2 separate regions of the Homo sapiens genome follow, and region 1 is linked to region 2. A link is a contact called in ENCODE Hi-C or POLR2A ChIA-PET data. All regions are on one chromosome and are shown on one strand. The core of a region is the stretch at or near the end of the contact, and the rest is flanking DNA. Distances in the headings are between cores, read along the strand shown. Region 1 holds the start of NHSL1 (NHS like 1). Region 2 overlaps ARFGEF3 (ARFGEF family member 3).

Region 1 (3,574 bases), core at 483-2,982, 190 kb after region 2:
ATGCTAGCGCTCATCTCACATACCATCTTTTCTGCAGCTACTAAATTTTACAATCTTATGAATCTGAACAGGATAACTCATTTTCAAAAGGACCCCACCTTCTCCGTAAGTTGCTAAATGAGAAAATAAACATTGAGAACTAGATATCAAGTTAAAAACAGAAATGTCCATTGTGCTTTCTGCTTAGTATTTGACAAAAGCAGTATGTGAATTTGGCACCTAGTATTTCATGTAAACTCTTGTTGAGCAAATGTTTTGCATGGTGCATACAACTATCAATCTTAATACACAAAATCCACAAAGACCTGACTTAACCCTCATTTGTGTTTCAGAAGAATCTAGCATTGGGCCAAACTCACCATATGTCCCCCCAAAGTGTAGCCAGAGTTCATCACAGTGTTTTGTGCTGATGTCCATTTATTTTAAAGACTGAGTTACCATACTTCAGAGTTAGAAACTATTGAAAATGGAAACTTTTCCTATTCGACAATTTCAAATCAAATCCAAGTAATGGCATTCGTGTCTGCACCATCAATCGCACCATCGGCCCCACTGCACAGCTACCAACTGGCTCCTATGAAAAAGTCTCTTCCCCTCGTGTTCCTCACTCTCGCCAGGGCCACTTTTAATCTGTTCATCCAAAGGCAGCCTTTAGCAAGGAGCTGCAGAAAATCAGCCCACCGTGCTGCTCTTTGTAGCTTTCTCCAAAGCTCCTCTTACCAATGCCCCTACCCATGTTCATTTATCCAGTATAAGTCACTGGTCCAAACACTAAACTAAACTAAAATAAAATAAACCACCGACTATGTAAAAACAAAGCCAAGTAGTTATAAAAATTATTATTTTCAAGAGAATGAAGAAGCACCTACATTAAAGAAATGTAAGTCAATGGTAAGTACACAATAAAGCCACATCACAAAAGTTCTGTACCTTACAACAATCACTGATCAGTCTAGACAGTTTGTGCTCGAGCTCTTAAATACACAACAAAGAGTGCCAGGGAGTTTCAGGGGATTATCTCCACCAGAAATATGTGATACATTACACAGAGGCTCCCTTACCTCAGCTGCATATTTATCCAAAGAATCAAAAAATCATACACTTGATATCAAGGGAAACATAAATTAAGTACAAGAATTTCCCCCCTCTTCAAAGGACTTCTTTTGAAAAGCACAGAAGAAGTGAATTCACTTAAAACCCCAATCATAAATAAATAAGACATGCTAAGATCACATAATACTGTCCTAGAGTTACAAAAGTCTGAGGTATTTAAACAACCTGGTATAGAGTAGAGTTTAACTCATGCCTATTACGCTGTTTCACACTCTAATTTCTTCACACAAAAGAACGAAGGACCTAAAACACACACATGGACACACACACACACACACACACACAGACACACAGGGACATATACACATATGGAAACATATGCACACAATAGGTAGTAGAGAGAAAAGGAACTACTTACTTTTCTTCTTAAAAAGTTTAATTAAAGACTTAATCTTTGCATTAATGAAGACCACCATTTCCAGGGCACCTACATAGAGCTTAGAAATGTAAATCACATTAAAAGCTCAGCCCAGTAGGCAGGTGGCAAGCTTCGTCCTTCTGCTACAGATTCTAACTTTTTCTTCCCCCGGTCTCATATCCTTAGACATCTGCCCAGGCTGATGTAACTGAGGTTGAGTTTATTGTCAGGCAGTTACAAACCATTAACAGTCCTTGAACCTGAAAAACTCCTACTGAAACCTAATCTTTAAGGCTGAGAGCAGCCAGTGACATCGTGCGCTGAAAGAAAGAGAAAGCCAATCACGGTTCTTATTTGCATGACAGCCACATCAGGCTTTCTGCCTCAGTGCCCATTCATTCAGTTTTCTCTCCAACAGATCAGAAGTTCCTCCTCTCTGAGCCCACAAAAATAGTGCAGACTTTCCTCTACGGAAGTCAAGATGAAACAAATGTGTTCCCCATTTCATTAGGCCCCTATGAACACCCAGATCTTTTACAGGAGCTGCCAAGTCTGACAGCAATTCCAGTTAATTCAGGGTATATGGGATTTGAACTGATTTAGGGGGGAAAAAAACCAAACTATTGTTTCCCAACCACGCCCCAGGCTCTGCCTCCGATACCAAAGGAACTTGTACAAGCAGTAAAACTTTAGAATAGAATCTCCAAGGAGCTGCAAATGATGACTTGGTTGCATTTTTGTGCAAATTAGGATGCTCTGTCTTCTCACCCTTCTTTGCCAGTGATTGAGAATCAGCATTGTGTGTTCCAAAGCATGATCTTATTTGCATCTAGCTGCCACAACAATCAAGAAAAAAAAAAATCCACCAAAAAAAATACAACTTCCCCACTCCAAATGATAAATTAGATAAAGTACCCTAATCATTTTAATCTTTATTTTATATGTAATTGTCACTTAGGCTCCTGGTTTTCAGAATTCCATAATCGCCCTTCCCTCAATGTTGTCTCAAACAAACATTATCTGAGTTACTCTTTAACTTGAATCTACCATCCAGAGTGCTGGTTCTTTTGCCCATTGGCAATTAACCACAGAGAACTAGGGAAGCACAAGTAGAGACAGAGAAATCAGAAACAGAGTATAAGAAGGCACTGAAAAAACATATTCCAGGGGTAAAGGGATAGGAAAAAAGAGGAGAATATAGATCCGGAAATACTATGACAACGGAAAAAGGAAAAGAATCTTCCTCACATCTCAGCCCAGTTCCACTTCATGGCCAAACACTTTTGAAACAATTTAGACAACCTCTTATTTCATAGCTTTGGGCCAGACTTATAACTCAATGGAAAAATGTAATAATCCACTAATTCAAAACATTTAGTTTATAACAAAGGCTCTTAGTCAAAGAATAAAATTTATATAAGGGGCTCTGTCTAGGGAAAGCTTTGAAATGATTCCTTCTCAGGTCTTTTTATGCCCTTTATTTTTTCAACAACAACAAAACAAAAGAACACATAGGGGAAAGCTTTGAAATGATTCCTTCTCAGGTCTTTTTATGCCCTTTATTTTTTCAACAACAACAAAACAAAAGAACACATAGAAACGTTACCATCTTATCATACATATTATCACAGATTTCCAATTTGTGTTATTTCATTTTATATATAGCTTTATTTTAAAGTAATTAAATTGCCAGATGGCAAATGAGAAACGACTGAGCCTGTAAGTCAGATTATGTGGCTGCCTTAAATTAGCGGGCAAAGTTCCCCTTTGGAAAACAAATTTATCTGCAAGAGTGACCTCGCTCTGCTCATTGCATTAGACACAAGGAGAGTTGTGGGCAAAAACACTCATATGCACAATCCACAAGTGTTTGAGGTTAAGTGTCACCATGCAAATGTCCAGTGAAAACAGAAATTGTTCTTTCAAGAAACTCTGATTATGCTCAACCCTCCATAGCATGTAGCTTTCCATGTGCTCAACAATGGCATCTGAATATAGATTCGTTCATCAGAAAGATAAATACCAGGCACCGATGCTAACTGCTACTCTTTCATTTCATTGGGATACATCATTGGACAAAATAGGTGAGATCCCTGCCCTCAT
Region 2 (3,567 bases), core at 50-2,549:
GCTTTGCCTCTACCAGGTTGTCACATCCATTGGTGAGCTGGTTGAAGTGTGTTCCACGCAGATCCAGTCGGGATGGAGACCCTTGTTCAGTGCCCTGGAAACAGTGCATGGCGGGAACAAGTCAGAGATGAAGGAGTACCTGGTTGGTGACTACTCCATGGGTAAGAATGTTTGGATGATTCTTGCTATTCAGCATTAATTCTCTGTGCCAAGTTTCATGCTATTAAAAAAAAAAAATTGAACAATAGGGAAGACAGATTGTCAGCCATGTTTTATCAGCAGGAAAGAATGTGGTGTAGCAGGAACATGAGTCCTGAGTTCTGCCAGCAGGCTGAGAGCCCTGAGCATTGTCAGGCCCTGTTCTTGCTGACAATTGGACAATAAGGCTGAGAGACTTCTGTTGTTTCACTTACACATTGCTGTGTTGAGTTCACGTCTAAAGCCAAAAAGAAAAATGTTATCCATTTGCTAGTAAGAAGCAGAAAAGTATCATAACACAGAGTAACCAGAATTAGGGAGATTCGGTCTGCTGGAAATGGATGGGTACCCATAAAGCATGCCCAGGGCCCAGGGGTGTTGTCTCAGAGGTTCCCAAGACCACCCCTAAACTCAGAAACCCACCAGAAAGACTCATGGGACCCAGCATATAGTTATGTTGAGATTTATTACACAGCTCGTGACTAAGTTTTAGCAACGTAGGAAGGACACAACAGGTTATGACACAGACAGAGTCTGGAAGAATCTATGCACCAGCTTCCCTGTGCTCTCGCCCTCCCAGGAGGGATCACACAGAAGACATTCTTCCCCCAGCAGTGAAAACACAGCAACATGTTTGCAATGTTTCTGCCTGTTGAAGCCCATTAGAGATCTAGCTGGGGACTGGCCACTTACATACCCTTTGCCTAGCACATTACCAAAATCCCAGACTCCCAACAGGAAAGCAGGTGTTCACCATAAACCGTATGGTTTGTATGAACAGTCTAGGCACGGTGAACTACTCTTATCAGTTAACTGTGGCCTGGGAGTACTCTGAGAGCTGAGTTCCCAGACACCCGCCAAAGGCCAATTTTGCAAGCAAGCTTTCTAAAAGAAAAGTGGTCTCAGGCCTTCTGTGCTCTTTTTCTGCATAGATATAAAGAAACTCATATATGCCACCAAAGGTCTATCTAAACCTGCCCTGCTGTGCCCTGTAGATAATCTACAAATACCTGTGCAGGAGCATTCCAGAGGCCACATGGTTCCCTGCTCTATAGACCAGCACATTGCCTCAGCTCTGCACTCGGCCAGCTCAGCCCTCATCTCTCTGCCGAGCTGCTCCCCTGCCGGCAGAGCTGAGCACCATGCTGGAGCCAAGCCAATGGCCCAATAAAAAACCCAGGCATCTCCCCAGTAGATCTTTCTCAAGATCTGTCTCAGTGGAACGTGCTGGGAATATGGGCAACCCTGGCAAACCCGAGGGCAGAAACTTACTTTCTTACAATTCTATAATCTTCCTCCCTTAGGAAAAGGCCAAGCTCCAGTGTTTGATGTATTTGAAGCTTTTCTCAATACTGACAACATCCAGGTCTTTGCTAATGCAGCCACTAGCTACATCATGTGCCTTATGAAGTTTGTCAAAGGACTGGGTAAGCAGAACCCTTCTCTCATGCCTTGTAACTGCTGAGGACCCTTTCCAGGGTGGCTCTGTGGCTGGAGACAGGGCCTACTGACTGTCTGGAACAAGCACGCATCCTGGGGTACAAGCAGATGGTGGTGTTGTGTACTCAAAAGCAAAAACTTACTGTGAAAGAAGCTTGAATTTTGTGTAAGGTTGATACTTTTCATTGTATTCATGGAATATCTTATAGCATATTTTTAATCTATTTATTTATTATTTTATACTAACTTTATTGTCAAAGAATAATATCAACCTTGTATTTTCCCTTTGTAAAAGGTTCTCGGGCTCCAGGTCTAATCACACTCTATGGAAACTCTCAAAATTTTAAGTTTCTTCTAAACCTTTTGGTTTAACTAAGTGTCCTTCCCTTTCATTTCACCCTACATAAACCTGTGCTATATAAAAATCTCCTATTGCAGGTCATGTTGTATAGTGAGAATATATTTTGTTAAGGTGTTTCTAAATTAAGTATAAAATCATCTGGGTAGTTTCTGAAATACACGAGGCTTTCAAGAAGGGGGACTTCTATACTTAGAAAATATATTTTATAATTAATTAAGCCTGGGGTAGGAGGAATTCTTAACTTTTGCTAAAAAGTTGGGAAATCAAACTCAAGCTGCTAATCATATGACACTGAGAATAGGTTTCTGCATAAGGGCAATTATTTAATATAATATTGACTAATCTAAGGTTGGAAATCTTAGAACATTCCTACAATTATGGAGGCTGAGAAGTCCCACGATAGACCATCTGCAAGCTGGAAAACCAAGGAAGCCGATAACATGGCTCAGTTCAAGTTCAAAGGCCTCAGAATGAGGGGCACTGATGGTGTAACTCTTAATCCAAAGCCAGAGGCTCGAGAACCTGTAGTTCTAAGACAAGAGAAGGATATCCCAGCTCCAGAGACAGAGACACAGAGAATTCTCCTTTTCTCTGCCTTTTGTTCTCCTGGGCCTTGGCTGATTAGATGGTGTCTGCCTACACTGGGTGAGGGTGGAGCTCCCTTACTCAGTCTGATTCAAATGCCAGCCTCTTCCAGAACCAACCTCACAGACACACCCAGAAATCATGCTCTATCAGTGATCTGGGTCTCCCCTAATCCAGCCAAGTTGACATCTAAAATAAACCATCACATAGAGGACATTGAAAACAGCCTGTGTTTTCTTCTGTGAATTCTAAAGTGGAATTATTTGTTTGGGGCCTGGGATCAGTGGAAAAGGCAGAGCCCCTTGTATAGTCATGGTGCCTGTGTCCTGCCTGGCTCCAGGGAGTGCCATTCACATAGACTTGGATGCGTTCAAATACACAGCGGCCACAGTCTAAATTTTGGGACGCCTGCTGTAATCGTGGATAGGAAATGAATTTATTGTTAATTCCCACCTGCTTATTTCAACATGAATTTGACCTGGTCTGTGTTTTTATATTATAAAATGTGTTCATCTAAACCAGGATTTGGCAAGCTATGGCCCACAGTTTTTATAAATACAGTTTTATTAAAACATAGCCATGTTCATTTGTCGATGGCTGCTTCCATACTACCAGGCAGAGTTGAGCGGTTGCAATAAAGACAGTATGACCTGCAAAGCCTGAAGTATTTACTCTCTGGCCCTTTGCCAAAAACATTTGCTAACCCTTGCTCGAAAACCTAAGAAATGTTTTTTGTTTTTTTTAAGGAGAAACATGCCTCTTTGCTTCTGAATTTTAACTAATGCCTAGTAATTAGGTCTGTTTACTCACATGGGAGGGTTCTAGCTCTTACAATTGTAGACAATTAGAAACAATTACAGTACATGAAATGATTTGATTAAATGTATAGAAATAGATTCGAGAAGAAAAATTATAATAATTCAGTTACACTCTTACAGAAAAACCTAGATACCGCTCTACAGACATGTTAAATCTCTAGATAT

The links. Hi-C counts contacts between places; a loop is a spot of excess contacts on that map. ChIA-PET counts read pairs that join two places held with the same protein, here RNA polymerase II (POLR2A). Pooled maps may share reads with other maps.
Region 1: a loop to region 2 is called in a map of GM12878, with 2.1 times the contacts of the local background. The contact joins the promoter of NHSL1 here to the enhancer-like site in region 2. A Hi-C loop is called at or near these places in 3 of 168 maps with a recorded cell type or tissue (GM12878, cardiac septum and naive thymus-derived CD4-positive, alpha-beta T cell), 2 of 37 single-sample maps with no recorded cell type and 5 of 50 pooled maps. POLR2A ChIA-PET finds 5 or more read pairs at or near these places in 2 of 52 experiments (GM10248 and activated T-cell).

The regions. Positions count from the first base shown.
Region 1 is chr6:138,497,762-138,501,335 of GRCh38, forward strand. NHSL1 (NHS like 1) reads right to left here and starts at 1,733. Exons shown (of 8, transcript NM_001144060.2): 1 at 1,472-1,733. The coding sequence starts at 1,529.
Region 2 is chr6:138,307,237-138,310,803 of GRCh38, forward strand. ARFGEF3 (ARFGEF family member 3) reads left to right here. Exons shown (of 34, transcript NM_020340.5): 23 at 17-161; 24 at 1,503-1,625. Among named protein-coding and RNA genes, the nearest start is that of SMIM28, 69 kb to the right of the region's middle. Within about 2 kb of position 1,300, at least 4 of the 41 ENCODE cell types and tissues checked have a DNase peak (open chromatin) inside an H3K27ac peak, as active enhancers do.